Linked DNA regions of Homo sapiens: region 2 is linked to region 1. Evidence: read pairs that join two places in POLR2A ChIA-PET (ENCODE). Cell type or tissue: Caco-2. All regions are shown on one strand. Each heading gives the region's core, and the rest is flanking DNA. Links, peaks and the distances in the headings are about the cores only. Region 1 overlaps LOC101927556 (a long non-coding RNA gene). Region 2 overlaps MMP15 (matrix metallopeptidase 15).

What was found. Peaks named below come from ENCODE experiments on the same cell type or tissue, not always from the same donor. Only the 100,000 strongest peaks of a DNase experiment are listed, where the experiment ranks them.
Region 2: POLR2A ChIA-PET joins it to region 1 with 5 read pairs; 1 of 35 experiments calls an interaction of 5 or more read pairs at or near these places.

What each region holds. Positions count from the first base shown.
Region 1 is chr16:58,150,077-58,164,884 of GRCh38, forward strand. LOC101927556 (a long non-coding RNA gene) reads left to right here. Exons shown (of 4, transcript NR_188516.1): 4 at 8,838-10,348. CSNK2A2 (casein kinase 2 alpha 2) reads right to left here. Exons shown (of 12, transcript NM_001896.4): 11 at 13,978-14,071; 12 at 7,831-8,277. The coding sequence ends at 13,995. Among named protein-coding and RNA genes, the nearest start is that of CFAP20, 28 kb to the left of the region's middle. In Caco-2, for the core only: no CTCF peak of the experiment used is centred there; DNase peaks (open chromatin) are centred at 2,445 and 2,623.
Region 2 is chr16:58,045,629-58,060,436 of GRCh38, forward strand. MMP15 (matrix metallopeptidase 15) reads left to right here. Exons shown (of 10, transcript NM_002428.4): 10 at 1-1,273. Among named protein-coding and RNA genes, the nearest start is that of MMP15, 27 kb to the left of the region's middle. In Caco-2, for the core only: no CTCF peak of the experiment used is centred there; a DNase peak (open chromatin) is centred at 2,083.

The DNA.
Region 1 (14,808 bases), core at 662-4,661:
CAGAGTTTCAACAAGAAATCATTAGGCATCCATCTTACAGTCCTGATTTAGCTCCTTCTGACTTCTTTTTGTTTCCTAATCTGACAAATTCTTTAAAGGGCACCCATTTTTCTTCAGTTAATAATGAGGCTGGGCATGGTGGCTCATGCCTGTAATCCCAGCATTTTGGGAGGCCAAGGTGGGTGGATCATCTAAGGTCAGGAGTTCAAGACCAGCCTGGCCAACATGGCGAAACCCTGTCTCTACTAAAAATACAAAAAATTAGCCGGGCGTGGTGGCACGCGTCTGTAATCCCAGCGCTTGAGAGGCTGAGGCAGGAGAATCGCTTGAACTCGGGTGGCAGAGGTTGCAGTGAGCCAAAATCATGCCAGCGCACTCCAGCCTGGGCAACAGAGGGAGACTCCGTCTCTAAATAAATAAATAAATAAATAAATCAAGGAAGCAAGACTACATTGGCATGGTTAAATTCTCAGGACCCTGAGTTTGTTTGTTTTTTGTTTTTTTTGAGACGGAGTCTCACTGTGTCGCCCAAGCTGGAGTGCAGTGGTGCAATCTCAGCTCACTGCAACCTCCGCCCCCCAGATTCAATACTGCAACCTCCACCCACCAGGTTCAAGTGATTCTCCTGCCTCAGCCTCCTGAGTAGCTGGGATTACAGGCACGTGCCACCACACCGACTAATTTTTTTGTATTTGTATAGAGGCGGGGTTTCACCATATTGGCCAGGCTGGTCTCGAACTCCTGATCTCAAGTAATCCACCCGCCTCAGCCTCCCAAAGTGCTGGGATTACAGGCATGAGCCACCGTGCCCAGCTTCCCTCAGTTCTTTAAGGAGGAACTAAATGCCTGATATCACTTACAAAATTGTCTTGAACTTGATGAAGATTCTGCTGAGAAATAAATTCATATTTTTAATTTTTATCTTTAAATTCAATTTTTCACAAACTTTTTGAAGTTCCTTTGTACAAGAAAAACCTTGCTAGTAAACTGCTGCTGTCAGGCCAGGCATGATGGTTTACGCTTATAATCCCAGCACTTTGGGAGGCCAAGGCAGGAGGATTGCTTGAAGCCAGGAATTCAAGACGAGCCTGGGCAACATGGTTTCTTAAAAATAAAAAAATACAGGGCCGGGCGTGGTGGCTCATGCCTGTAATCCCAGCACTTTGGGAGACCAAGGCAGGTGGATCACCTGAGGTTGGGAGTTCAAGACCAGCCTCACCAACATGGAGAAACCCCGTCTGTACTAAAAATACAAAATTAGTTAAACTGGGCGTGGTGATGCATGCCTATAATCCCAGCTACTCGGGAGCCTGAGGCAGGAGAATGGCTTGAACCCGGGAGGCGAAGGTTGCAGTGAGCCGAGATCGCGCCACTGCACTCCAGCCTGGGCAACAAGAGCGAAACTCCATCTCAAAAAACAAAAAACAAAAACCCAAAAAATTAGCTGGGCGTGGTGGCACACGCCTGTAGTCCCAGCTACCTGGGAGGCTGAGGTTGAAAATCATCTGAGCCTGGGAGGTCGAGGCTGCAGTGCACCATGATTGCACCACTGCAGTCCAGCCTGGGTGACAAAGGCCCTGTATCCAAAAAAAAAAAAAAAAAATTGCTGCTGTCAATATTAGAATGGATTAGCCATCCAATTGAGTGACAAGAAAAAAAATTTACATGAAAATAATTTTTTTTTTTTTGAGACGGAGTCTTGTTCTGTCGCCCAGGCTAGAGTGCAGTGGCACAATCTCAGCTCACCGTAAGCTCCGCCTCCCGGGTTCATGCCATTCTCCTGCCTCAGCCTCCCAAGTAGCTGGGATTACAGGTGCCCGCCACCAAGCCCGGCTAATTTTTTGTATTTTTAGTAGAGGCGGGGTTTCACAGTGTTAGCCAGGATGGTCTCGATCTCTCGACCTCGTGATCCGCCCGCCTTGGCCTCCCAAAGTGCTGGGATTACAGGTGTGAGCCACTGCGCCTGGTCGAAAATAATTTTTAAAAGAATGGCATAGTCAGACAAAAATAATAATAAAAAGGGAGGAAAATCAAATGAGGCAGTAAAGTAAGAGCAACCTGGGCAGTGGGTGCAGAAGCTCAACTGATGCAAATCAGGCAGTTAAAAGTTGTGCAAAAGGTAAAATAATGCACCAGAAGCAAGATACAAGTTGTCTTAAGAATCCCATTACTGCCCAGGTGCCGTGACTCACACCTGTAATCCCAGCACTTTGGGAGGCTGAGGCTGGTGGATCACATGAGGCCAGGTGTTCAAAACCAGCCTGGGAAACATGGGGAAACCCTGTCTCTACCAAAAATACAAAAAATTAGCTGGGTGGGGTGGCACATGCCTGTGGCCTCAGCTACTCAGGAGGCTGAGGCAAGAGGATCACTTGAGCCTCGGAGCTGAACGCAGTAGTGAGCTGAGATTGCGCCACTGCATTCCAATCTGGGCGACAGAGTGAGACCCTGTCTCAAAAAAAAAAAAAAAAAAAAGAAAAGAAAAGAATAAAGAAAAAACCCATTACTCCAAGACGTTTAGCTTCCAGCTTGGGTAGAACTATTACAGAAGCAGTATCAAGTCCTGTGCCTGGCCCAGAATCTCTAACCATTAACATATTGCAGTCCTGAGCTGAGGCAGAGTATGTCACCTTGGTGGGGCGAGTGCTAAAACACACAGAGATTGTGGTAAGTAAATACAACCCATGATCTCAGTAATCTGGGTTACACTGAAGAATGTTTCCGATTATGGTGATACTGTTAAAATATTTGAAATATTTAAGAGTACCTAATGTCTTAGAGGATCAGACACTTGGAATTTAATTCAAAATGCTTAAAGGAATTTGAAATTAGATCTGTGGTTTTAATTTTAAAATATCTAAGAAAATTTAACAAGTTGAGGCCGGGCTCGGTGGCTCATGCCTGTAATCCCAGCACTTTGAGAGGCCAAGATGGGCGGATCACGAGGTCAGGAGATTGAGACCATTCTGGCCAACACGGTGAAACCCCGTCTCTACTAAAAATACAAAAAAATTAGCTGGGCGTGGTGGTGGGCACCTGTAGTCCCAGCTACTCCGGAGGCTGAGGCAGGATGGCGTGAACCCCGGGAGGTGGAACTTGCAGTGCGCTGAGATTGCGCCACTGCACTCCAGCCTGGGCAACAGAGCGAGACTACTCTCAAAAAAAAAAAAAAAAGAAAATTTTAACAAGTTGATAAATAATGAATGTTTACAAGACCTTAACGTATTAAATTTATGAATGTAGATTTAGGTTAGTATTTCAATGCTCAGGAAGATTTCATCAGATTTTAGGTCTTTCATATTAGTTATTGGAAGTGTGTGCAAATCAAACAGTTTAAACGTGTAATTGAGTTTAAAATGGCCAAGGAAACTAAATTAGGCGTGCAAGCAATTTTTTCATTTTAACTCATTGTTTCGAACTAATTGAACATTAAAGATTAAGCATTTCTATCTATATACAAAATCAACTTGTTTGTAGCTAGTTGTAGCTAGATTTATAAACTGATCTTAAAGACATGAGGCAAATTAAATGTACAGCTTTAATAACTATTGTTTAAAACACTAGTAACTGTAAGCATCCCTTTCAGTGCACAAAAGCCCTAGTCAGATGCCAATACCCAGTGGACAGTGCCTCTTCGTGTTAGTCCAAGCCCAAAAATTCAGAACATCTGCCCTGGAGACACGAGGGGCTTGCCACACACTGGAAGGCAGAGTTGACTCCCTGCATCTCTTTTCTGGTGGGGATGGGGATGCGGAGGTATAGCAGTGAGGTGAGGAGCTGTATCCCTTAGCTGGGAGCAAAGATGGAAGTGTGCCCTGAATGACTGGAGTGTCTAGCTGGCAAAGAACAACTGTATCCCAGCCCCAGCAGTGATAGCCCTCGAGCCTATCAGGAAGAGTCACGGTGTGCAGATGACGTTCCTGCTCATTGGAGAGTGGAGTCTAAATGGGAGTCTGTGAGGCCCTGCATGTTATTATTAAAAAAATGAATTTTAGGCTGGGCCCAGTGACTCATACCTGTAATCCCAACATTTTGGGAGGGTGAGGCAGGAAGATCGCTTGAGCCCAGGAGTTTGAGACTAGACTGCGAAACATAGCAAGCCCTTGTCTCTATTAAAAACTTTAAAAAAATTAGCCAGGCATGGTTGTGTGTGCTTGTGGTCCCAGCTACTCAGGAGTCTGAGGTGGGAGGATCATTTAAGCCCAGGAGGTTGAACTGCAGTGAGCTATGATTACACCACTGCACTCCAGCCTGGGCAACAGAGCAAGACCCTGTCCCAAAATGAACTTTTAAGTGTACATACAATAAAATGTACTCTTTTTTAGGTGTAAAGTTTTGACAAGGGCACCAAGTCATATAACCACCACCACATTTAGGACACAGAACAATTCCATCATCCCCCAAAATTACCTCATACTCATGTTTTGTAGTCATCCCTAACCCTCGGTAACCACAGATCTGTTCCACATGGATCTGGCTTCTTTGCTTAGCACAATGCATTTAAGATGCACATTATTTTAACAGCCTGTAGAATAATATTCTGAAAAAGACTGTTCATCCATTCTAACACCTGGCCCCTTACGGCCAGAGCTATTTTAAAACATGCTGGTCCTCAGCATGCATTTTTTTTTTTTTTTTTTAAAGCAGGGACTCACTCTGTCACCCAGGCTGGAGTGTGGTGGCGTGATCACAGCTCACTGCAACCTCAAACTCCTGGCCTTAAGCGATCCTCCCACCTCAGACTCCCAAAGTGCTGGGACTACAGGCATGAGCCACCGTGCCCTGCCGTTGTGCTTACTTATGAATTCTTTCCCATGGCATTTCAAATACATTAAAATGCAACCATTTTTCATATTTATGTTTTTTTCTTCTGTGATTTTTGAGAAGAATCCTTAGAATTTGCTTTTGAAATTATCTGACAATTCTGTGACTCACTAATTTATGAGAAAGATATTTTTAAAAGCAATTATTGAATTTAATGAGTGACGTTCACAAGGTTGTACATTAAGACGTTTAATTCCACTTATTAATATTTACTTTCAACTTTCTTAGGTTAGAGCCAACACTTTTTCTTTATTCAGGTCTCAAACATTTCTGTAGTCCTCTAGAAAGCTGAGAGGCTGCAGATACCGTGCCTGTGCCCCACGTGCTTGATAGAGGCCTGCAAGAATCCCATGGCCAGAGTCATCACAGTTCCAGCCTGCACCAGTGAGGGAAGGGCTGGGAGGCTGCTTTCTAGAATCATAAGAATACCCTTTCCAAAAACATCATATAGCATAATTATTTTTAACGATTTCATTCCACATACATATTGTCCAAAAATGTATGTGCACATTTGTTTATTGCAGCAATACTGGTAATACTGAAAAATGAGGAACAATCCAAAGTCTATCAATAACAGATTGATTCAACTGTGGTGTATCACGCAATGGTAAACCATGCAGCCACGAAAAGGGGTGAGGTAGATTTATACACGGTAATGCAGTAAGATTTTCACAACTAAGTGGAAATACGAGTTGCAGAATAAGAATGCATAGTCTGATTACCATTTATGTAAAAATGAAAATTATAATTTTAAAATAGTAAGTGCATAGGAAAAAACCGGGAAGATATACACAAAATTTAATGGTGATTATCTCTAAGAGAGGAAGAGGCTTTCCTGTGAGCATGGGGTGTGTGTGTGTGTGTGTGTGTGTGTGTGTGTGTGTGTGTGTGTGTGTGTGTGTGGCTGGGGGCTGGGGCTTTCGTTATTTACTTCTCTGTAAGCATTTGAATTTTTTTTTGTTTTTACCACAAACATATATTATTTTGGTAATCAGGAAAATGCAATCAATATTGTTTAGAACACAACCAGGACCACTGGGAGATGAGAGCTGATGTTCTGAATCTCCAAGCACACTGAGGAGGAGCTGAAGACAGTTTTTGTGGTAGCAGGTGTTAGGACGTCCCCTGCTTTCAAAAGTCAAAACAACCTACTCAAAAATCACCTCCTTTCTCTTCTTTCTACAACCACACACTTTCTCAACCCAACCATAATCACCCACAAAACTGAAAATTATTTGTGAAACATGATTTCCACACGGAGCAGTTAAAGAGAGCCTTGGTTGAGGGGGGAAATTGGAGGAGGGAGTTATGGTTCCAAGTTCTACATGACATCTAAAGATGCAAGCCAATCAAATGATTCTATTCGAATAAGACCCTCTATGTCTGGAGAAGACCTGAGATGGCAGTAAGTCACGCTAAGTAGCACAGATACATGCTGTGGAGATAAACATGCACGCACGAAGCATGTTCCTAGGTACTACAGGGTACAACAAAACAACAAGGTGTTTTGATGCAGTCCCAGAGATCTGGGAGACTCACAGAAATTTGCACAGCCTTGAGTCACAAAGAGCCCCGAGACAGCCAGCTTGAGAAAATTAGGCCAGTGATGGGGCTAGAAAGCACCAAGTCTATCTGCTCAGTGTCCCACAGGTGGTGGCCTATGGGTCCTCACCTGCTGGTGTCCAGGGGGGATGCACAGTCTCAAGCTCCCACACCTGAGCAACAGCTTAGATGCCACAGAAGCTGGTCCAAAGGACACCACGATGCTGTGGTGGCCCTGAAAGGGGCCTGCTTTCCTCCATAGTCACTTCAAAAACTGTGAACATCCACACTTGGGTTCCCACCATGGGCCAGAACTAGCTGCAGAGGACAGAGAATGTTGTGTGGACCAAGTTGCTTTTGTGGAGACCTAGCTGGCGTGCCATCCAGTGGCTTGGGTGTCTAGATCTGCCCATAGCTCCTGCTGTCCTACAGGCAGTGGGAGGACACAAACCAGCAGCCAGTACAAGGTCATGGCCATTGCTTTCACCTGCCCTGGCACCACTGTCTTGAGCTGAGGACCATGGGAGCCAGCGAAGTCTCATTTGTAGCATTGGGTTTCTCCCATTTAACAAATACAACCAGTGCTTCTGTTCTAGCTCCCTGAGTGTCTGCTTTTCCTTCCAGTTCATGGGTGCTTCAGAATGTGTGGTCAAAAGCAGCCCTCAGATCAGAGACCTCGACCCCTCTCCTGCCTCAGGACAGCAAACTCAACCAGCCTCCAAGACGGGGCCTTTCTTCAGTAGCAGGTGCTGAGGGGACAGGATTGAGATGGGATGAAATGTGGAGATGGGAGCAAAGGGGCAACCAAGAAAGGGCCAAGGCATCTTCCTGCATTCACAGGAGGTGACTCTCATTTGAAGGAGAGGCCAGGGAGGATGCTGGCCAGTTGGAATGTGTTCAAGGCAAAGCCCCACTTTCCTGGCTGAGTCTACTTCAGCCATCCATATTGTCCCCATTCCTAGGACTGGTTCACTGTGTACCTCTTAACACCACTCAGCTCTGGAAGAGAGTCCTTACAAACGGGCCCTCCTTGGCTGAGTGTGGTGGCTCACACCTCTATGTAGACCCAGCACTTTAGGGGGACTAGGAAAGAGGATCACTTGAGTCAGGAGTTTGAGACCAGCCTGGGCCACGTGGCAAGACCATTTCTACAAAAAAAAAACTTAAGAAAACTTGTCAGGTGTGGTGGCATGCACCTGTAATCCCAGCTACTCAGGAGGCTGAAGCAGGAGGATCACTTGAGGCCAGGAGGCCGAGGCTGTAGTGAGCTATGGTTGCGCCACTGCACTCCAGCCTCCATGACAGAGCAAGACTGTTTAAAAACAAAAATGAAAACTGGCCCACCTTGTCCCAGGGACCTCCCCTGCTTCGTCTGGTTAGAACCTGGCACGAATGCGCTTTTGTCTCATCCTGAGTCACAGGCCTCAGTTCACGGCCCTTTCCATACTGAAAACTCTCCATACGTTTCTTTTAAAACCTTTTATTCAATAATATATACTTTTAAAATAATAATATGTAACTGCCGCCATGCCACATACTGCGCCCGTCCCCCCACTGTGGAGTCTGTGGTCAGCTAGTTAGCGTGGTTTGCTGGAAAAACAGGCGGCCACGGGACGAGTCGAGGGGCTCGGGGAGCAACAGTAACCAACAACATTCTGCATACCCTTCACATTCCCCATGCTTTCTGGGTCGGGAAGAAGTCAACAGGAAGCCAAAGGCAAGTGAGCCTTTTACATTCGGAAGTGAGGTTTGATATACGGTGGTGGGCTGCCCTTCGCTTGGTCTAGTTCGTGCTCGCCAAACCTGCCACCGTTTTGTGTCTGCTCACGGAACGTGATCTCTCTATACGCGTTAAGACGTTTGATTTGGTTCTTGTTCTGCTTATGGAAAAGTGGGAGAACCGCAACAGACCTGGGGAAAGAGACGGGAGGAGGGAAAGACGTCATTAATCAACCTGAGCGGGCGAGGGGAGGCCTCCACGTGTAGGAGGGCCTGTGCTAGAATGCAAGCTCGGCCCTCCCATGCCACTTGGTGGAGAACCCTGTGAGAACTCGCTGAGTTCAGGTTTCCAACAGTACCCTCTGCCTTCCTCTTCTGATTATCATGACAGAGATGGTCTCTAGCACGGCCTTCTGTCACAGGACGGGTGCTCTGGGCACCACGTGTGTTGTGACCAGGTCTTCCACTCTACCCCATCCCTCGGGTCCAGGGTGCTGATGGAGAAGCCTCAGAGCCTCTTGACCATTCTGTGCCAGTCAAGCTACAAATTCAGCAGTCAGCTCTAGGTCCCCCTCAGACCTGACCTGATTATCTGAGGTGTCTTAGGACTAAGACGGGGTCTGTATTTACTCAGAAAAAGGGCTGAGTCCACTAATAAACAAAGAGCAGTAAGTGAGCTCAAATATTTTTAACTCTCCCCTGGAAACAGCTAGCTGCCTGGCATGGCCTGAAAACCTCATTTCTCCTTCCAGGTCCAGCATAGCAAGTGGGTGGTGAGATGCCGGCAGTGGAATTCTAGAAGCAGTGCCTCCCAGAACAGCACTACAGTACTGAGGAAGGACTATGCACCTGGGAAGCTGTCACACACACAAAATCATTTCATGAAAACTTTCTTTGGGTAAAGGAAGGGTTCCACTGCGTAGTATTTGATTTGAGAAGGGCTGCATGGTGCATGAGGTTAAGAAAGAAATGACTATATTTGCCTTTAAACACTTCAGCTGATTCCAAGCACCCAACTTCAGAGGCTCAGTGAGAAGAAAGCACACTAATTAAAGAAAGCACATTAATTAAAGATACCACCACCTGCCAAATAATAGCATGTGCTGCAAGGAATGGGGCTAGGGAGAGTGTTTCACAAATGCAGAGCACCAGGCCACAAGGTTAAAGTCATGCACTAAAACAGTCAATCCCAAGAGGCAGGTGTCTGAGTGGCGCGACTCAGAAGCAAGTACATAAAAACGGAACACTCCCAACAGGACACCACTCTAGCCCCACTTCTGCCAAAGGAAAGTTTTCACATCAAGGTGTAACACACATCTTTGCAATTCAAGGTTTATCCCTCCCCTCTCCCCCAAAGAGACAGGAAATACAAGTTAAGGTCCTCATAGCAATGGTTTGTCTCCCACTTGGGAAGGCTGGTTATTGTCAACATTTTTATTTAAGAAAACAGGATTTAACATGGCATTTTTCTTCCCTCTAAGGGCAGCAGCACATAAATCATACATCAGTCATCCAGTGATACAAAGAGGTGGCCAATTGTGTCTGAAGTAGTCACTTGTAAAGGATCACAACCCAGGCAGTGTTGCTTTTCTGCAAACAGAAGGAAACAGAAGGCTCCATGGTCCTTGAAGATTATCCAAGTTTTCCACTAGTTGTCAAGATTTCTGTCCCAACCTCTTAGTCACCATTTACAGCAAGAAGAGCCAGCAAGTGAAAAACTGTTAATTTATTGATTCAAAGTTGTTTTTTTTCTTTTTAAAAAACAATCCCCAATACATGCAGTTCAGGGTTAAGTATCACATTTGTAGCACATTGTTGAGTCTCAAAACAAAAATATGCATCACCTGTATAATCCCATCACATCTTTTTCCAGCCTCTACAATACCTAGTTGGGGGTGTTTTCATTTATACATCCACATAGCTCAGAAGCATGTTATTAACGGTTGATCTGGCCCGATGCTTCTCCGCCACCTCCCCTGCCCTGGTCTCCACCTCGGGGTTATTTTTTTCTAAAGGCAGGATGTTACTCAGTCTTAATTTATTAAGATCACTGACAAACTTTGGCTTCTTGTGTGCTCATGTGGTCCCTGCTTTTGCTTTCGGAAGGGTTTATATTGAAACGACTGTGACTCTGATCGGTTATTATCCCCTCATTTTTTGTAGGAAATAAGTTTGCTTGTTTCTGTGGGTGCTCACACAGTAACACAGGTTCCTAAAGTAACCATTTAATCTGAACTGGTATTAAAGGAAACTGTTAACCAGGCTCTCTTAGATCTATTTCAGTTCATATAAAAAAACTCTTCCAATTGTTGCTTGTGTCTCAAAGTAGTTCTGCTTCCATCCTTATCAACAGAGCACCTGGGAGAACCTAAGTCATTTCCCTGAGTAGGCACAGACCACGAGCCCCGCGGCACCCAGCTCTCTCTGGGACTAAGCGCCTGACTCGAGAGCACCACCTTTCAGTCCACTGGGACCAATCCAGTGGGCAGCGCCCTCCCCAGGGTACATTCCAGAACATAAACTTGGTACCCTCTAATTTATCCCCTCAAGAAGTTAATTTCCTCCTCAAGAGCTACCTTTAGATGGATTTTCTTATTGGTCCCTTTTCTTTTAACAGCCCTTCCCCTAGCCACTCTCTTCAAGTCCCCAAGGATTACGAGTTTGTCTGTCTCCTCTAATCTATCAGTCTGAGAGCACCTTCCTCTCTGCAAGGGAACACATTTGCTTTAAACCTTGTGAGTGCTGACATGTTACAGAATGTCTGGGAGGAGGCCTGGCTGAGTGACTGGTGTTTAAGTGCCTCAATGAACGACATCAGCGCTTCTCTAGTTGGTGAGAAGGCCCAGGAAAGCTTGGTCTGCGTCATACACTCAATAGCTTCTCCTACCCAGCCACCTACCCTGCCTACAGGGATAGGATGAAAGCAAGGCCAGCTGACAGCATCCAGGGGAGAGTGAACTGCCACCACACCAGAGGTGCAAATGTGACTCAGCACTTCATGAGTTCTACTCTCACCATGGGATTTCTCAGCAGAAGCAAACCTTGCAGTCAGGCTCACTTGTAGCCAACAAATGATATAGCCATCTGGATTTGGCATAGGAACCTTTTGTTCTCACCATACCAGGTCTATGTTCTTGAACATAGGCAGTACCTGAGATGATAGTATAACACTACCCTGTTCCCCACATTTTTTGCTTTTCTTTAGGAAATAATTAAGTCCTTATCATAGGCACTTTTAACCTGTTTAAGATAATGAAGCAAACAAATGAAAAGTACTGAGATGAGTTTAAGAAAGAATATGCTAACTGAAAAGGATACTGGGTGCGTACATTTACCATGGTTTAGTCTAAATATTAGACACACAGACACACACACAGACACACACACAGACACACACACAGACACACACACAGACACACACACACCCCTTTTGGAACTCTCCAAGACCATCTCCGAATCTAGGTAAATAGTCTTAAAATTTCGGGGGAGCTAGGTTTGGAAACAAAAATGGTTTTTGGAGACAGGAAAAGAGATGGTCTGAAACTGGACTCACTTCAGTTTGGAAAGGAATAGCCTAGGTGCCAAGACCAGACCCAGGAAGGGGTGAGCATTTCAAGCCCAGTTATGGTCTAAGTCTAAGGCATGAAGAGAGGTAAAAGTCTAGGTGCTGGAAAAGCAAGCTGTGTGCTTCAAAGGAAGAATGCCTGTGTCAAAGCTGCAGTTACAAAACCCCAGGACAAGGCAGGCAGGCGGTGTCTGCACCTACATCACCGTCAGAGAGACAGGCAGAGGTCAATCACCTGACTATTCTCCTCCAGGTACTTTTATTACCTTTGGGGGACCCAAGGGAAAGGAATGGAGTTACCGCTTCACCAAGACCCTCCAGTAGGCACCTCTTGCCTGGTCCAGACAGGCAACTTAAAAAAAAAAAGGGAGGGCTGAGGAGTGGGGTGGGGTGATAAAGGAGATTGGAGGGGGAGCAGGAAAGACACGCAGTGGCACATCTCCCTGATGATAACCAATGCTTCAGGATTGCCTATAAGGGCATATTAGAAGGCTTTTGATAATCTCAAACACTGAGTTTTGCTGCCTGACATATCAATACAGGTTTAGCCAAAGAGCTCACATCTTGCTTTTGATTTTCAGGTAGAACAAATGTTTACATTAGTATACAGAATGTGCAATGCAAGCAGGCAGCATTGGTATGAGAACCTTAACTGAATGCATTCCTTGGCTTTGGGATCTTATTTATTTTTTACTCTATAAACTCAACTCTATAATAAGAGAAGAGTTTCATTTGTATTTTAAGTTCCCACAGACCAAACGACAAAAATAGAATCTACATTTAGAGTAGGATCTGCTACCAATACCAATAAGATTTTATTGGAATATGGAATGTAAACAAATGTTTCAAACAAACATCTAACCTTATAAAAATGTATGGCATTATTAAATAGTTAATAAAGAAATCTTAAAGGGTGATGTGGTAGACACCTCTAGTTCTAGCCTAGGTGTGTGAAGTCCCCACAGCTGTGGCATGGCCCTGCAGCTGGGGTGAGGGGACTGCCTACAAACCATGTTGCTCCTGAGTCCCCAAAATGAAATCAGCCCTATTTTTGTTTAAACAAACTCTAGCTTTCTCTGCTAACATGAAGGTTTGCAAAATGGATCCAACACTTGCTCCGGGAGCACCATTTTCTTCCCCAAGCCCCTTGTATATTCCTCTGAGTTGCTTGAGTTTCAGATGACCCTGCCCACACAACTCTAGTACCTGCATGCAAGACAGACTTATCTTTGCCATCACATAAATGTATCACATATCAGAACTTACAAATGCATATTACCCTGATTACAGTGGGAAACTGTGTCTCATGGGGATAAAAGGAGGTGGGAGAGAGATATTTTTTTCCATAAGTCTTTCCTGAAAAAATTCTAATGGGATGTTTTCCTCCCTCGCCTTGCCTGAAGACTGACTTTCCAGCTTTAGTTATGGTTGTGAACAAAAAGGTCTCTGTTTCAGAGAGGTGCATTAAAATAGGCGCACACATAGGGATGTGCTGGGAAATGGTGAAGTTCTCCTTACAAGGCTGCCAAAAAAAAAAAAAAAAAAAAAAAAGAAAAAGCAACAAAAAAATAGCAACAAGATTTTATGGTTAGGGAAATCAACAAAGGTTATAGTGAGCTCCAAGTTATGCACTTAGCATGGAACTTTTGATGATAACCATGGACCAGTTCATGGCATTGCAAGGTTTCGTGATCCCTCCTGACATCAAAGAGGACTCTTGTGAAAGTGACTGCAGTTTGCTCCCAAATGAATCCACTTGGAGGAAAACTGCGGGGATGAGGTACATTTCCTGGAGAGCTCATGTCATTAAAAAATACATAAAACGTGGATTTGTAAAGAGCTTAAAAAAAAAATACTGTCACTGTTTTAATATCTCCTTTTTGTAAATGAGGCTGGTGTGTCAGTATAGACTGCTGACATTTCGCTAAGACTTGAGCCTGAATTTCACCAAAGGAAACCCAGACCACAATGGAATAGATAGGAAGTCAGACATTCAGAGCTTGTTGACTGAATGGGTTAATTCAACAGTGGTGCCCTGTTAAACAAAGGTAAATGTACAACAACTCCGAGTCTCTATCTCCCATGCATTCCAAAGGCAGAGCTCCTTCAGATCCTGAACTAGGTGCATCCCCATGCTGCCACAGTGACAGCTCCCTGGAGACTAGCACTGGGGAGTTTCTTTCTTGCTTTTTGACAGACTTTTAGGTCTTTACTCTTCTGTGCATTTAGAAGGAATGATAAGAATTTCTTTTTATCACACTGTAGTTTTCCTTCAAGGTTTGTGTTTGGTTGGTTGGTTTTATTGGCAAGCATCAATGCCGCATTACCCGTCGCTTTCCAGTCTTCATCGTGCTGCCGTGAGACCACTGGAAAGCACAGCATTGTCTGCACAAGGCTGGGACTGCTCCTTCACCACAGGGTCTGCAAGAAAGCAGGAGGAAAGTCAGGCAATCAGGGTGGTGAGTGCTGAGAGAAGCCCATGGCAAACCCACCCTTTCAACGGAAAGAGAGACAGACTGATGGGCAAGCCAGGGTCAGGGGGGCAACAGGAGAGACGGAAATCACGGAATTCCAGCCATATAAAAACCAAACACTGAAAAATGATCAGGGAAATTGTTATTGCAGTCAACTCTTACCCTTCCTCGGAGTACAGACTCAATGCTAAGAGGCATAGAAACTCTAATTTCCCACTGTTCAAATTTCTACATTTATTTTCTTTCAATATTAATATCATCTCTAACCCCTAATTTCTTCAAAGCATGTAGAATAACAAGCACTTCAAAGGAAAGGTGAGTAAAAAGAGCCATCAGAAGACCTATCCATTTTAAGCAACCGTAGTTTGAAATTTTTTAAATTGAAGTATGACATATATTCAGAAAAGCAGAAAGATCATTAATGACATGTCATAAACATCAGTATTCCTAATTTGATCTAACTCGGGTAAAAACAGCTTTCTGTGCCAGACACTGGGGCGGGGACATCTGAGTTTCCTGGGGCTGAGGTCTAGAAGGCTGAAGGCTTTTCCATTTGCGGTCTCCCTTATGCATATGGGCCACAGGCTCAAGACTACAGCGACACATTCTTCAGGCAAGAATTTAGTTCATCTCCAGAGGAAATCAAAGGAGAGGGAAAGACAGCATGTTTGTTAAGCCAGAGAC
Region 2 (14,808 bases), core at 1-4,000, 110 kb before region 1:
TGTTTCTGTTTCCCCGACTGGGGCAGGGTGTTTAGAATTTTCTAAATGTAGTTCTGCTCCAGACAGGGAATTAGGCCCCCATCATCCTCTGGCTTGGCCACAGCCAGGGGAGCAGAGGGGCAGAGGCCCACATTGGAAGAGCAGCACCTCCTCAGCCTGAACCCCAGGGCTGTAACTGCCAGGCTCTCTTTGCCCAGTTGGAGACTGTCTGGCCCCCCTGGTCCCCTCCTTCCCAAGTGAGTCTCTCTGGGCCTTAGGAAGAGCCTTCCACCCAGGGGCAGCCCCAGGCCAAAGGGGACCTGGAAGGGAGGTGGGCCGTGGCCCTTGAGTCCCCATTGAGGCTTGGTTCCTTCCCAATCCAGTGGACTTCGCAGTCCACTTCTGACAGCCTCAGTGACCCTGGCTCCTTGTGCCAGAGAACCCAGCCCACCCCCGGCAGCAGCCCCCAGCTCCCACCTCCCCTTGGGCCCACACCTCCTTCCCTCTCTGGAGAAAGGGCCCTGGGCCTGCCTCACCACGGACCAAAGGGAGTCTGCCAGGGCCCCTCTCCCCAGGGAAGCAGCAGCCTCGCCCCTGGCAGAGATGCCTCCCTGAGCTAGAACCCTCTGTTCCTTCCCTGTGCCTCCTCCCTCCCTCTCCGACTCACACCACTAGCCTCAGGGGTCTGAGCTCCAGCTCCTTTGGGCTTCAGCTGCCAGTGTCCTGAGCCCCAGGGAGAGGGGGCTGGTGGGTGCCTAGGCCTGGGCAGTGGATGGCCGTGAATGGGTGCCCACAGTGTCAGGCACTGGGCATGAGGGGTTCCTCCCCTCCAGCTCCCTGTGCCCCCAGGGTCCTGGGAGGAGAGACACTGGTGGGGATAGGCCAGCCGCGCATCAGACTGTGAACCCCACGAAGGAGCCCATTGTGGCCTAAGAGGCTGCCCTCCTGTGCTCAGCCCTGAGGACAGATGCCTCCTTCCTCTTTTCCTTCCCAAAGCAAGCAAGAGGCCGTGGCTGCTGTGGGAAATGGTACTGTACAGCTGGCTCTACTTCCCCATGGCCCTGAGCGAGTGGAGTCTGCCACCCAGGATCCCCAAGGCACTTGAGGGGGAAGGATTCTGCTGGCCTCTGCGAGTGGTTTCTTGTGCACTGGCACCAAGTGCGGGTCCGGCAGCTTCTGCCCCCTGCAGAACCGGAGAGCCAGCTAAGGGGTGGGGCTGCGGGGGTTCCGTGTCCACCCCCATACATTTATTTCTGTAAATAATGTGCACTGAATAAATTGTACAGCCGGCAAATGTGTCCTTGTTTGTAAGGCCTTGGGCTGGAACCTCCAGCTGGAAGGGCGTGCAGGTGGTGGGGGTCCAGCCCATGCTAGGGTTAGGGGGCTTGACCTCAATGCCAAGGAGACCTTGTTCCAATTCCATGGGGGCTCCTTCCCGATGGCCCTTGGAAACTATGCCCTGGGAGGGGCAGAGCTTAGGGCTGCCCTCAAGAGTCCAGAAGAGGGAGAGGCAGGGCACCTGGGGTCACCCTGCCGGGGTGGGGCAGGGAGGGAGCATGGAGTTAGTTTGCCGTTTGTTCCTGCTGAGAAAAGACAACTGAGTTTGCCACAAGCCCTCCCCGTCTAGGAGTGGAGGAAGAGCCAGGCCAGTCCTCCCAGGCTGGGTTCTGAGCACTGACGGGAGCCCAGAGCCAGGCACAGAGAGAGATGGGAAATGGTGGCACTTTGATTCCAAAAGTTCCCTTCCCCACACATGCTGCTCAGAGTGGCAGGCACCCAAGACCTGCCCTTTCATCTTTGAGAAGCAGAAAATCCCACCCAGGCCTGTGCAGGGTGCAAGTGATACCCCAGGAGGGCAGGAGACTGAGGTGTCACCGTCCCTTGAGTCTGAGCATGGCTGTGGACCCGGGAGGTCCTCCTTAGCCCCCACATCCATGCTCTTGGCCAAGCCTCTTAGGTACTAGCCTGGGCCCTCAGGAAAGTGATGATTTGCTGCAGTAGGGGTCGCACCCCCACCACGGAGCAGGCCAGGCCTCTGCAAGTCCTCAGGCAGGGTCGTTCCGCCTGTTCCAGGCCCAGCTCCCACTCCCACAACCAGTCCCATCCCGTCCCGCCCCTTCCTCTCTTTGTGTTGAAACTGGCTGGGGAGAGTAGGAAGTGCTGGCCCTTGGAAACCTCGAAGGCCTCTCAGGCTCATCTAGGAAACAGCCGGTGAGCTCCCCCACCACAGGGGCCTTGGTGGCAGCAGGGGGGATTCCAAGCAGCCGCCATCTTGTCAGCTTCCCTGTGGCAGAAGCCACGGGGTCCCTCCCAGGTCTGCCTCCTACCTGAGTCCCTAGGGCCCCCCAAAAGCCCAGAGGTCACCGGGCAGGTGGAGGGCAGTGTCGGGGCCCAGGGATGAGAGGAGAGTTTGAAAGGCCTTGAGTCAAGCCCTTCCTCAGAGCCAAGGCCAGGGGAGAGAGTTGGCAGAGGCCTCACCTCCTCAGGAAACTGCCTAAAGAGGCTTCCTCCCCCAAGCTTGCTGCTAAAATCTCAGAGGCCCAGTGGCTGAAGGCACGGCCCATCCGAGAGCCCTATCTATCTATCCTTGCGGGGGGGCTTTGCATGAGGAGGGGTGGGTGGGGCAGCTAGGCCCTGACTCCCCCACGTCCAGAGAGCCCAGATCCCAGGCCTGCCTGAGGCCTAACCCCCGTCCCTTCTCCCCGGGATTAAACAGGAGCCTGCACCTTTAAATCGTTTTTTTGTTTGTTTGTCTTTTAATGTGACTGTAACCTAAACTCACCTTGGGCCCCTCACAGCCCCCATTCCCTCAGCATCCTTTTTTCCTTTACATTTTTACTAATTCCCAGCTGCAAAAACTAAGACATTAAAGATAAGCAAAAAGAAGAAAAGTCTCAGTTGCCATAATCTCTCAGCCTGTGTTGACAATTTGACATGTTTCCTTATAACTTTATTTTCCTGCATTTGCAAGGCTTGGAGTTTTAGAGTCTAAAACATCCAGTGCCTGAGCCCTGGTGCTGCAGCCTGTGGGAGGTGGACAGAGGATGCTGGGTGGCTGCAAGGTGTTGGCAACCTTGCAGGCAAGGGCCTGGCACCGGGCACGTGCTCAATGTGTGATCGTGACCCCAAGGCTGACAAGCTCCCCATCTACATTTTACTCAGGAGAGCAGAGGCTCAGGTGAAGTGACTTGGCCAAGGTCACACAGCTAGGAAATGGCCATGCCAGGATTAGGACCCAGCTGGACCAACTTGCACCACAGTCCAGCTCTACCCGACCCTGGTGCTGCCGGAGCATCGGGACAGGGGCAAGGTGGCCCCTGCCCATCAGCCTTCCTCCCCGCACATTCTATGCATCGAAGACCCCAGGGCCACCAACAGAGCCTTCTTTCAGGCCGGGGCAGGGGCTGAATTGGCTGCTTTCTCCCCCTTCAACTTGGCAGAAAAGCCTTTTTGTTGTGGCTCACACAGAGGCCATTCTCCTCCAGCTCACGGGAAGGAATGCCGGCTTCCTGCGCATCCACAGTGCCCAGGCCACAGTGGGGTCCTGCGTGTAGGTCCCAGAGGAGCCCCTCCACACCCTCCAGCCCTGCCTCTGGGGACTTCAGCTCCCAGACTTTCTTCCTTACCCTTGACAATTTGAGGAACCACACAGGGAGGTAGGGGACAGCCCCCCTCGGCTACCTCGGTAAATGCCGGGGATTTTAAGCCTCACAGCACTTTCAAGACGCAGCAGTTCCACCCTCAGCTGACTTCTCAAGTGGCCTCATGACCCACAAAGTGCTGGCAGAGGCCCCTGCCAGGCTTCTCGCCCTGTCTCAAATGTCCCCTGCACTTGCCTGCCTCTATGCCTTTCCTTACACTGTTCCCTCCCCTGGAAAACTTTTCCCTGTACATCTCATCCTGTGCAAATGGCATAGACCCTTCAAGACCCAGTGTGTGGCTTCCGCCTCCCAGCTTCCTGCCTGCCTTCCTCAAGGTTGTTGTTTCCTTCTGCCTCTGGCTCCACAGCACATGGATCTCCTCAGCTCTAGCCCAGCCTGCCCCTTGTTCCAGGCACCCAGACACTGACCATGGCTCCATCACTCAGGGTGGGGGTGCGTCCTTGGGCAAGTACCTCCACCTCACTAAGCTGATTCCCCATCCGTACAATGGGCACGCAGGCATGCCTATTCCATCATGTGGCTTGGTGGAGCTGATGCTTAGGAACACGTAGAACAGCTCCTGGCTTGTGAAAGGCTCTCGATGGTTCATTACCAATATCCTTACTCTAAGTGCAGGTACCTGGTAGGCACTGGGGTGGTGTCTGTTTCCTGCCTGTGGGATGGGGTCACAGGTCGGCCAGCCTGAGGACAGGTGCCTGGGAAGAGGGACATTCCTGTCCCACCCGCTTCCCTCCCAGCTGCCGAGGCCTCACCCCACTGGGCCCTGGGGACAGGGCTGCCCTGCCCCAGCTCCTCCCTCACCGAAACACTTGCCCTTCTTCCCAGACTCTGGGTCCAAGCCCCAAGCTCAGGTTTCCTCTCCAAGCACCTCTGACACCTCCCACCCCCAACGTCTTTCACCCACTCCAGTCTTCGCCAGAAATAGCCTTGCAACTCCCCTCCACTGACAGTCAAGCTCAGAGGCCTCTCTTGGACAAATAATATTACTCCCCTCTTGACACGGGTCACAGCATGATTTCTTAATGGGATCAACTGGATTCCATTTAAAACTGTTCAGAAACAGGGCAAGGTGGTGCATGCCTGTAGTCCCAGCTACTCAGGAGGTTGAGGCAGGAATTCGAGGCTACAGTGAACTATGACCATGCCATTGCACTCCAGCTTGAGTGACAGAGCAAGACCTCGACTCTTAAAAAAAAAAAAAAAAAAGAGAGATTAAAAAAAACAGAGAGAGAGAAAGGCTGGGCATGGTGGCTCACGCCTGTAATCCCAGCACTTTGGGAGGCCGAGGCAGGTGGATCATCTGAGGTCAGGAGTTCAAGACCAGTCTGGCCAACGTGGTAAAACCCAGTATCTACTAAAAATACAAAAATTAGCCGGGTGTGGTGGTAGGCGCCTGTAATCCCAGCTGCTCAGGAGGCTGAGGCAAGGAGAATTGCTTGAACCTAGGAGGCGGAGGTTGCAGCTAGCCCAGATCTCACCACTGCACTCCAGCCTTCGTGACAGAGCAAGACTGTCTTAAAAAAAAAAAAAAGTCAAACTAAAAATATTTGAAAGAGATTTATTCTGAGCCAAATATGAGTGACCAATGGCCTGTGACACAGCTCTCAGGAGACCCTGAGAACATGTGCCCAAGGTGGTCAGGGCACAGCTTAGTTGTATGCATTTTGGGGAGACATGAAACATCAATCAAATACAGTTAAGATAAACGTCAGTTTGGTCCAGAAAGGCAAGACAGCTCAAAGTGGGGGCTTCCAAGTTATACATAGATTTTAAATTTTACTGCTTGGCAATTTGTTGAAAGAGTTATTATCTATAGAAAGGAATGTCTGGGTTGCAATAAATGGTTGTGGAAACCAAGGTTTCATCATGCAGATGAAGCCTCCAGGTAGCAGGCTTTCCGAGACAGTGGATTGTAAACTTTTTTTTTTTAATCAGACTTGAGATCTATGTTGATGCTAAATGCTGGTTGGCTTTTCCTGAATTCCAAAAGGGAAAAGGGTATAAGGAGGCATGTCCGACCCCCCCACCCTTTCCGTCATGGCCTCTAGCAGTTTTTCAGGTTAACTTTGGAGTGCCTTTGGCCAAAAGGAGGGAGCCCATTCAGATGACTGGGGGGAGGGGGCTTAGAATTTCATTTTTGGTGGAAGAAAGGAAGGAGGAAGAAAGGAAGGGAGGGAGAGAGAGAGGAAAGGAAGGAGGAAGAAAGGAAGGGAGGGAGAGAGAGAGGGATGGAAAGAAGGAAGAAGGGAAAGAAGGAGAAAGGGAGGGAGGAAGGAAAGAAGGAAGGGAGGAAGGGAAGGTGGGAGGGAGGGAGGGAATAAAGAAGGAAGGAAGGCCGGAGGGAGGGAAGGAAGAAGGAAGGAAGGAAGGAAGGAGGGAAGGAATTCCTCTGAGCCAGTGATGCAGCACTATCCTACAACCTGTAGACTCCAGCCCAATCAATGTCTCTTTACAAATGGGGATACTGAGGCCTGGAGAGGGGGTTGATGAGGCCATAGTCACCTACTGTTTGAACTGTGTCTTCTGATCCCCAGGCAGGACTCTCCTCCCACCCTCCCCTATCTTACCCCCCAAGCCCTGACCTCCCCACCCCCATGGAGGACCCCCCCTCATCTGTTCTTCTGCAGAACCAAGGGCAGTGGGTTGTGATTAATTCAGCTTTCCTGATAAAGGGCAGTCCTGTGCTTCCTGGAGCACGAGTTTCCAGCGGCTAGTGAGGAGGAGCTCTGCTTGGCCTCCCCTCCCTCTGCCAGTGGCCCCTGCGTTGTCCTGTAAGAACAACCCCCCCTCCTTCTCAGTGCATGGACTCTGGCAGAGCTGACTGCTCACCCAGTGATGGCTGGATGGGCTTGTGCCCCAGGACCAGCCAGCAGCCCCCGAGTGCCTGGTGCAGGGGTAGGGAGGAAACCCAAGCCTAGCCCATCAGGGCCTCCCTGGGACTTTTCCTGGAGCCCCTGGGAGAGAGAAACCTGTGTCCACTGGGATTGCTGAGCTCCTGGGATGTGAGCCTGGAGCCCTTGACAGGTCATCTTGCCCCCACAGGGAGAGAGCCTGCCCCGGAGTGAAGCCAGTACAGAAGAAAACAGAGCCTTGAAGTGGCACAGAGCTGTGGAAAGGGATCATCTGAGCACCTGGATCCAGCCGTGCCTAAAGGCTCGTGGCCCGACTTTGCAGTTTCATGTACTGATCAACTCACTTTCTGAAGCCAGTGTGAGCTGTCAGGTTCTGGTTTGGTTTAGTTTTTTTGTTTGTTTGTTTGTTTGTTTTTTGTTTGTTTGTTTGAGATGGAGTCTCACTCTATTGCCCAGGCTGGGGTGCAGTGGCACGATCTCGGCTCACTGCAGCCTCCACCTCCCAGGTTCGAGTGATTATCCTGCCTCAGCCTCCCGCGTAGCTGTGACTACAGTCACACGCCACCATGCCCACCCGGCTAATTTTCTTTCTTTCTTTCTTTTTTTTTTTTTTTTGTATTTTTAGTAGAGACAGGGGTTTACCATGTTGGCCAGACTGGTCTTGACCTCCTGACCTCAAGTTATCTGCCTGCCTCAGCCTCCCAAATTGCTGGGATTACAGGTGTGAGCCACCATGCCTGGCCCCAGTTTGGTTTGGTTTTTAAATTTTTGCCTTGACGATGTCCTAGGGTAGCTTGAGTTCCAAATTCAAGCCTCCCTTCAGGCATTTTTATTGGCCACCTAAGACTCCTCAGGAGCTTGCCAAACTCCAGGACCACAAGGCGCCCATCTCTTCATCCGTCAAAAGTATACTGAGAACCAGGGTTCCCTCTGGGGTCTCTGGCACAACCCCACAGTTGCTCTTCGCAAGAGCCCCTGGGGATCAAGTAGACAAAGGGTGGAAGGTAGGGGGTGGGGCGAGGCAGGAGACATCAAGTTAACTGTTACGTGGGCTTTTTTGTTTGTTTGTTTTGAGACGGAGTCTCGCTCTGTCTCGCAGGCTGGAGTGTGGTGGTGTGATCTCCGCTCACTGCAAGCTCCGCCTCCCGGGTTTACGCCATTCTCCTGCCTCAGCCTCTGGGTAGCTGGGACTACAGGCGCCTGCCGCCATCAGGCCAGGCTCATTTTTTTGTATTTTCAGTAGAGACAGGGTTTCACCATGTTAGTCAGGGTGGTCTCGATCTCCTGACCTCGTGATCCGCCCGCCTCGGCCTCCCAAAGTGCCGGGATTACAGGCGTGAGCCACCGCGCCCGGCCACATGGGCTTTTTCAGATTACATAAAGAAATACGTGGTCAGCCACCACAGACAGTGAGGAAGCCACAAAAAAGCCAGAAATGGCCGGGCATGACTCATGCCTGTAATCCCAGCACTAAGGGAGGCTGAGGCGGGAGGAACCCTTGAGCTTAGGTGTTCGAGACCAGCCTGAGCAACACGGCGAAACGCCATCTCTACAAAAAAAAAAAATTTTTAATTAGCTGGGCATGATGGTATGTGTCTGTAGTCCCAGCTACTCAGGAGGCCAAAGTGGGAGAATCACGTGAGTCCAGGAGTTTGAGTTTGTGGTGAGCTGTGATTGCGCCACTGCACTCCAGCCTGGGCAACACAGCAAGACCCCCCGTCTCAAAAAAGAAAAGGCAAAAAAGACCATGAAAAATGCGAGCAATCTCTACTCTCCCACCAAACATCCTTGACACTTTAATGTAAATCCTCCAGGCTTTTCCTTATGAGGATATACTAATGTATATATATATATAGAGAGAGAGACAGAGAGAGAGAGTCTCGCTCTGTCACCCAGGCTGGCATGCAGTGGCACCATCTCGGCTCACTGCAACCTCCGCCTCCTGGGTTCAAGCGATTCTTCTGCCTCAGCCTCCTGAGTAGCTGGGACTACAGGCTCATGTCACCACACCCAGCTAATTTCTGTATTTTTAGTAGAGACAGGGTGTCACCATATTGGCCAGGCTGGTCTCGAACTCCTGACCTCGGCCTCCCAAAGTGCTGGGATTACAGACGTGAGCCACTGCGCCCAGCCATATTTTATTGTTTATGTCAGTTTGTACTGTGCATATTGGGGTTTTTTTAACCTGCCTTTTTCATTTAATATAGCATGAAATTTGGATGAGAAATTGTGGGATGTAGGAGACTTTCACTTTGTATTTGATTCATCGCTTGAATTTTTATGAGCATGCATCATATGCCCACGATGATAAAATACGCGAGTAAACAGTGCGGTGAGTCTTCACTTAACGTCGTTGATAGGTTCTTGGAAACTTCAACTGTTAAGCGGAAACAACAGAATGTATAACAAAACCAATTTTACCGTAGGTTAATTGGTATAAACAAGAGTTAAGTTCCTATAGCATGTAGTTCCTCCTTTCACTTAAAGTCTCAGTTTCCAGGAACCTATTGGCAACGTTAAGGACTCACTGTATACTTTAACTCTGTCTCCCAGGCTGGAGTGCAGTCGTGCGATCTCGGCTCACTGCAACCTCCACCTCCTGGGCTCAAGCGATCCTCTCAGCTCAGCCTCCTGAGTAGCTGGGATTACAGATGCACGCCAACATGCCTGGCTAATTTTTGTAATTTTTTTAGAGACAGGGTTTCATCATGTTGGCCAGGCTGGTCTCAAACTCCTGGGCTCAAGGGATCCACCCACCTCGGCCTCCTACAGTGCTGAGCCACCGCGCCCGGCCCGTAGATCATTTCCTACTACATCCTTTTGGTGGATGCACTCTATGGATGCCTGGAGTTCCTCAATCCATGGCAGCACAATTACAGATAAAATTCAGAGAGGCCTGTAATTATCACAAATGATCCTCCAGGGTCACACTGTACCAGACTTGATATGCTTGCACATCCCCGTTGAGGGAGTTCGTCTGCTTGTACTTCACAGCAGAGGAGCCCAAGGCTCAGAGAGGTGAAGGAACTTACACAAGGCCACACAGCTAACCAGTGCTGGAACTGGGACTCAAGCCCACACCTGCTTCTGACCCCAAAGCTCATGCTCTTAACCTTTCATGTATTCAGTGAACATCTACTGATATCGGGGGTCAGACCAGGGGTCTAGCAGTGAATAACATAGAGACCCTCGGCCAGGCGCAGTGGCTCACGCCTGTAATCTCAGCACTTTGGGAGGCTCAGATGGGTGGATAACCTGAGGTCAGGAGCTCGAGACCAGCCTGGCCAACATGGCGAAACCCTGTCTCTATTAAAAATACAGAAATTAGCTGGGCATGGTGGCACGTGCCTATAATCCCAGCTACTTGGGAGGCTGAGGCAGGAGAATCCCTTGAACCCGGGAGGCGGAGGTTGCGGTGAGCCAAGATCATGCCATTGCACTCCAGCCTGGGCAACAAGAGTGAAACTCCATCTCAGAAAAAAACAAAACAAAACAAAAAACATAGAGACCCTCCTTACTGAGGTCACATTCTAGGGAGGTGAGCATTCCAGGCAGAGGGAGGAGCAAGCACAAAGATCCTGAGGCTAGACCAGGCCTGGCCTTTCTGGTTTGAGGACCAGAAAGGAGACAGACAGTGGGTGAAGGGGGTGGAGGTGGGAGGAAGGGAGCAGGACCAGGCTATGTGGTAGAGTCGGAGTTGTTCTAAGCCTGATGAAGAGAAACCCTGGGAGTATTCTAAGGGGCAGGGGGAAGCTGACATGATTTGATTCATAATTTTTTTTCTTTTTTGAGACGGAGTCTCGCTCTGTCGCCCAGGCTGGAGTGCAGTGGCATGATCTCGGCAGTGAGATCACTGCAAGCTCCGCCTCCTGGGTCCACGCCATTCTCCTCTCTCAGCCTCCGGATCAGCTGGGACTACAGGCGCCCGCCATCACGCCCGGCTAATTTTTTGCATTTTTAGTAGAGACGGGGTTTCACTGTCCTAGCCAGGATGGTCTCAATCTCCTGACCTCATGATTCGCCCACCTCGGCCTCCCAAAGTGCTGGGATTATAGGCGTGAGCCACCGCGCCCGGCCCTGATTCATAATTTTAATAACACATCCTGCACATCCTGGCCAGGTGTGGTGGCTCACGCCTGTAATCCCAACACTTTGGGAGGCCACGGCGGGCGGATCACTTGAGGTCAGGAGTTCGAGACCATCCTGGCCAACATGGTGAAACCCTGTCTCTATTAAAAATACAAAAATCAGCTGGGCTTGGGGGCACGCACCTGTAATCCCAGCTACTCGGGAGGCTGAGGCACGAAAATCATTTGAACTCCAGAGGCAGAGGTTGCAGTGAGCGGAGATCACACCACTGCACTCCAGCCTGGGGGACAGAGCAAGAATTGGTCTCAAAAAAAAAAAAAGGATACATTGTTTTTGTTTTGCTAAATGACTTTTGCAAACACCCACAATCCTTGCCTTCAGAGAGAGTCCGAGAAGCGGAATTGCCAGCCCACAGCGTCCCAAGGCTTAATACCAACAAATTACTCCCAGGAAGAAAATAGCATCTGTTTCTATTCCTCCCTGAAGTGGCTGAGTGCCTATCCTCTCCACTAGCTGTGAGATCACCTTTATCAACATAATTGGTGAGACTGCTAAAAATAATGCTTTGTTGGCTTTATTTGCAGTTCTTTGATTACCACTGAATCTGAACATTTTTGCCTATGTTCGTTGTTAACCCTTTTCGGTTTGAGGGTTTTGGGGGGTTTTTTGGTAGGGGGAGGGGATAATGGCCTACTCATCACCATTGCCCAATTGCCTTTTGGGATGTTTCTTCTTATTGATTTGTAAGCATTCTCTCTAGTGTGAAGAAATTGACCGTTTATTACTCAATGAATTTTAGGGCTAGAAAGTTCTTAGCCCAAGCTCCTGGGCTCCTTGTGCAACATGTACAGATAGGGAAACTGAGGCACAGACAAGAATGGGTATTGGCTCTGGTCAGTTCGGTCAGTTCTCTGGAACCATGTTCTCCAGTGAGAACCCTCTGTCAACTTCATTCATTACGTGAGAGAGCCTGTCCCTTCCTCTACGCCCTCCTGGTGTCTATAGGGCTCTTTCTCTGCCCCCACCCCCAATTTCCTACCACAGCCTCTTATTCAGTTTCTAGTGGAGGGGAAGCCATTCTGCAGACAACTGGCTCTGTGTGCAGATGCCTCCCGTGGAGGAATGGGCTCCTGAAAGCAGAGCTTTGTTTCCTGGGGTGGGGATGAGCTGTCCTCTCCTTGTCCCCAGATAACAGGAGGGGGGCACAGAATGTGATTAGGAGGCTTGCTGCATGCACGCATGCCTATGCCAGCAGTCAGTTCAAGGTGGTGCAGGGCTGCAGGAGCAGGCTTCGGACATTAAAGGAGCATCAGAGAAGAGGCAGTGGGTGAATCCGACTAAGTCCTGGATCAGGTCTCAGAAATCCTGGGTCAGAGTCCAGCTCTGTTTGTGCAACTTACTTGAGCTTTCAGCCTCTGCTTCCTGTGTTATAAGATGAGGATCCCAACAGTGCTAAGAATCAGTGAAAAGATGGGCTTAAGTATGTGCAGACATGAGGTTCCACTGGCTGCCCAGCACCCATCTTCCCATCTCTTGGCTTCACACCTTGATTTTCCCCTTGGAGCTGCCACTCCTCCAACTCTGAGTTCATGAGTTGCAGAAAGGTTGCCTCTCTCCTCAGCTTCAGGGGCAGGTGGGGCCCAGGTGGAGTCAGTTCCCTATCCCCAAATCTATTCCTACCAGGGGTGGGCAGTGGTACAAGTCATCTCTGGCCTTTGTCTATCTTAAAATGAGCACCACACAAAAGAACAGAGGCACAAGACAGAAAGATGACATTGTTTCAGCCCCTGGATACAGCCAGACCTGAAGTCAACATCCCTTACACGTTTGCAAGAGCCAATAAATACCATCTCTTTAGTCAATCCAAAGGGTTGAGTTGGAATTTCTGTAATTTGTAACTGAAAAAAATACAAAATGCAATCGTCACTTAATCAGATCCTTGCATTTCGTCACCCAAGTCTGAGGCTCAAGGAGGGCAACAGACCTGTCCCAGGTCACATAGCAAGTTAGCATCAGAGCTAGGGCTCTAGAAGTGCAGAAACTCCCATTCCAGCCACATTGCCTTGCCCACTGGGGTCTGCCGAGTTACACAACATGCAACTGCATCCACTCTCCCCAGCACCCATGTGAACTTGCAAGTTAACAAACAGCTTTGCAAACACGTCTTGTTCAGTTTCATAAGCCAATCCTGCAGAGTTTAGAAATCAATATTAAGAAAGCATATTTCCAGAACATGGGAAAAACTTTGTGTACCAAACTGTTCATTCAGCTTTATTTGCAACGGCAGTAACGAAGCCACCAGCCCAATAATGGGACACTGGCTCAACAAGTTGCAGCATATTCTTTGATGAAATATACCACAGGTCGGGTGCGGTGGCTTACCCCTGTAATCCCAGCACTTTGGGAGGCCGAGGCAGGTAGATCACTTGAGCCCAGGAGTTAGAGACCAGCTTCAGCAACATGGTGAAACCTCATCTCTACAAAAATTAGCTGGGCATGGTGGCTCACGCCTGTAGTGCCAGCTACTCAGTAGGCTGAGGTGGGAGGATTACTTGAGCCTGGGAGGTTGAGGCTGCAGTGAGCCGTGACTGTGCCACCTGCACTCCAGCCTGGGCAACAGAGTGAGACCCTGTCTCAAAAAAAAAAAAAAAAAAAAGTGGGGGGGAAAGAAATACCATACAATAATATTTATTTATTTATTTTTGAGATGGAGTCTCACTCTATCACCTAGGCTTGTGTGCAATGGCATGATCTTGGCTCACTGCAACCCCCACCTCTCAGGTTCAAGCAATTCTCCCGCCTCAGCCTCCCAAGTAGCTGGGATTATAGGCACCTGCCATCATGCCCGGCTAATTTTTGTATTTTTGTAGAGACAGGGTTTCACCATATTGGCCAGGCTGGTCTTGAACTCCTGATCTCAGGTGATCCACCAGCCTCAGCCTCCCAAAGTGCTGGGATTACAGGCATGAGCCACCTTGCCCGACCCCATACAACAATTTTTAGATGGTGATTCTGGAATTAGTTCATGCAACAACATGGAAATAAATTTGATACAACTTTAAGCGAAAAAAGCAGGCTAGAAATTGAACAATGGTGGTCTTTAAAGTGCAAATGAGCAGGATAAAGATTGGGAAGAAAAATTGCTGGCAGCGTTAGATTTTGTATTAGATGCGCTGGGATAATGGGTGGCTTTTCTTCTCTCTTTGATCTTTTCCAAACTATTAATAATGTGCTTTTGCTGCTTTTACTACGGAAAAAGTCCACTTGTTTCAATTTTTTAGTTATAATTAGGCCTTTCATACAGACATATCAGCAAAATGATGCTTCAATTCTTTCATGGAACGAGACAGCATAAATACTTTGATATATATATATCTAAATAAAACAAAAAGACTGATAAGTATAGATGTAACTGAAGACCAAAGTTCTCAGGGCAGTCAATCTGTGCTTCAGGGCAGTCAATCTGTGCTTCAGGCCGTCAAGTTGGCCTGAGTCTTACAGGGTGGAAGGATCTGGAAGGTTAAGGAGAAAGGCAAGACGGGTAGAAGAATGGCGCACATCAGTGCGTGGCGGCAGGACTAAATGGGGAATCTGCAGCCTGGCTGCATGTGACCCAGTGCTCATGCTGTGGGTGTATCAGAGGCACTTTGGGACATGTAAAGTTAGGCCAGAGTACTCAGGGTCTTCAAGGCTGTGCCAGCCCCCAGCCACTCCCACCTGCATTTTCTTTTTTTTTCTTTTTTTTTTTTTTTTTTTTTGAGACGAAGTCTTGCTCTGTCGCCCAGGCTGGAGTGCAGTGGCGCGATCTCGGCTCACTGCAAACTCCGCCTCCCGGGTTCACGCCATTCTCCTGCCTCAGCCTCCTGAGTAGCTGGGACTACAGGTGCCCGCCACCACGCCTGGCTAATTTTTTGTATTTTTTAGTAGACACAGGGTTTCACCGCGTTAGCCAGGATGGTCTCGATCTCCTGACCTCGTGATCTGCTCGCCTCAGCCTCCCAAAGTGCTGGGATTACAGGCGTGAGCCACCGCGCCTGGCTCCACCTGCATTTTCAGAAGTGTGCAGCACAGCCCTGATTGGGGCTCACTCCCTGAACAGCCAAGGAGAGAGACTGGGAGGGAGGGAGACCCCAGGGCCCTGCAGGAGTGGGCCAGGTGAAGGCCCATCCCAGACAGTCTTACAGTGGTGCTTGGTGCTTGGGCTGTGTGTGATGCCAAGTGGCCAC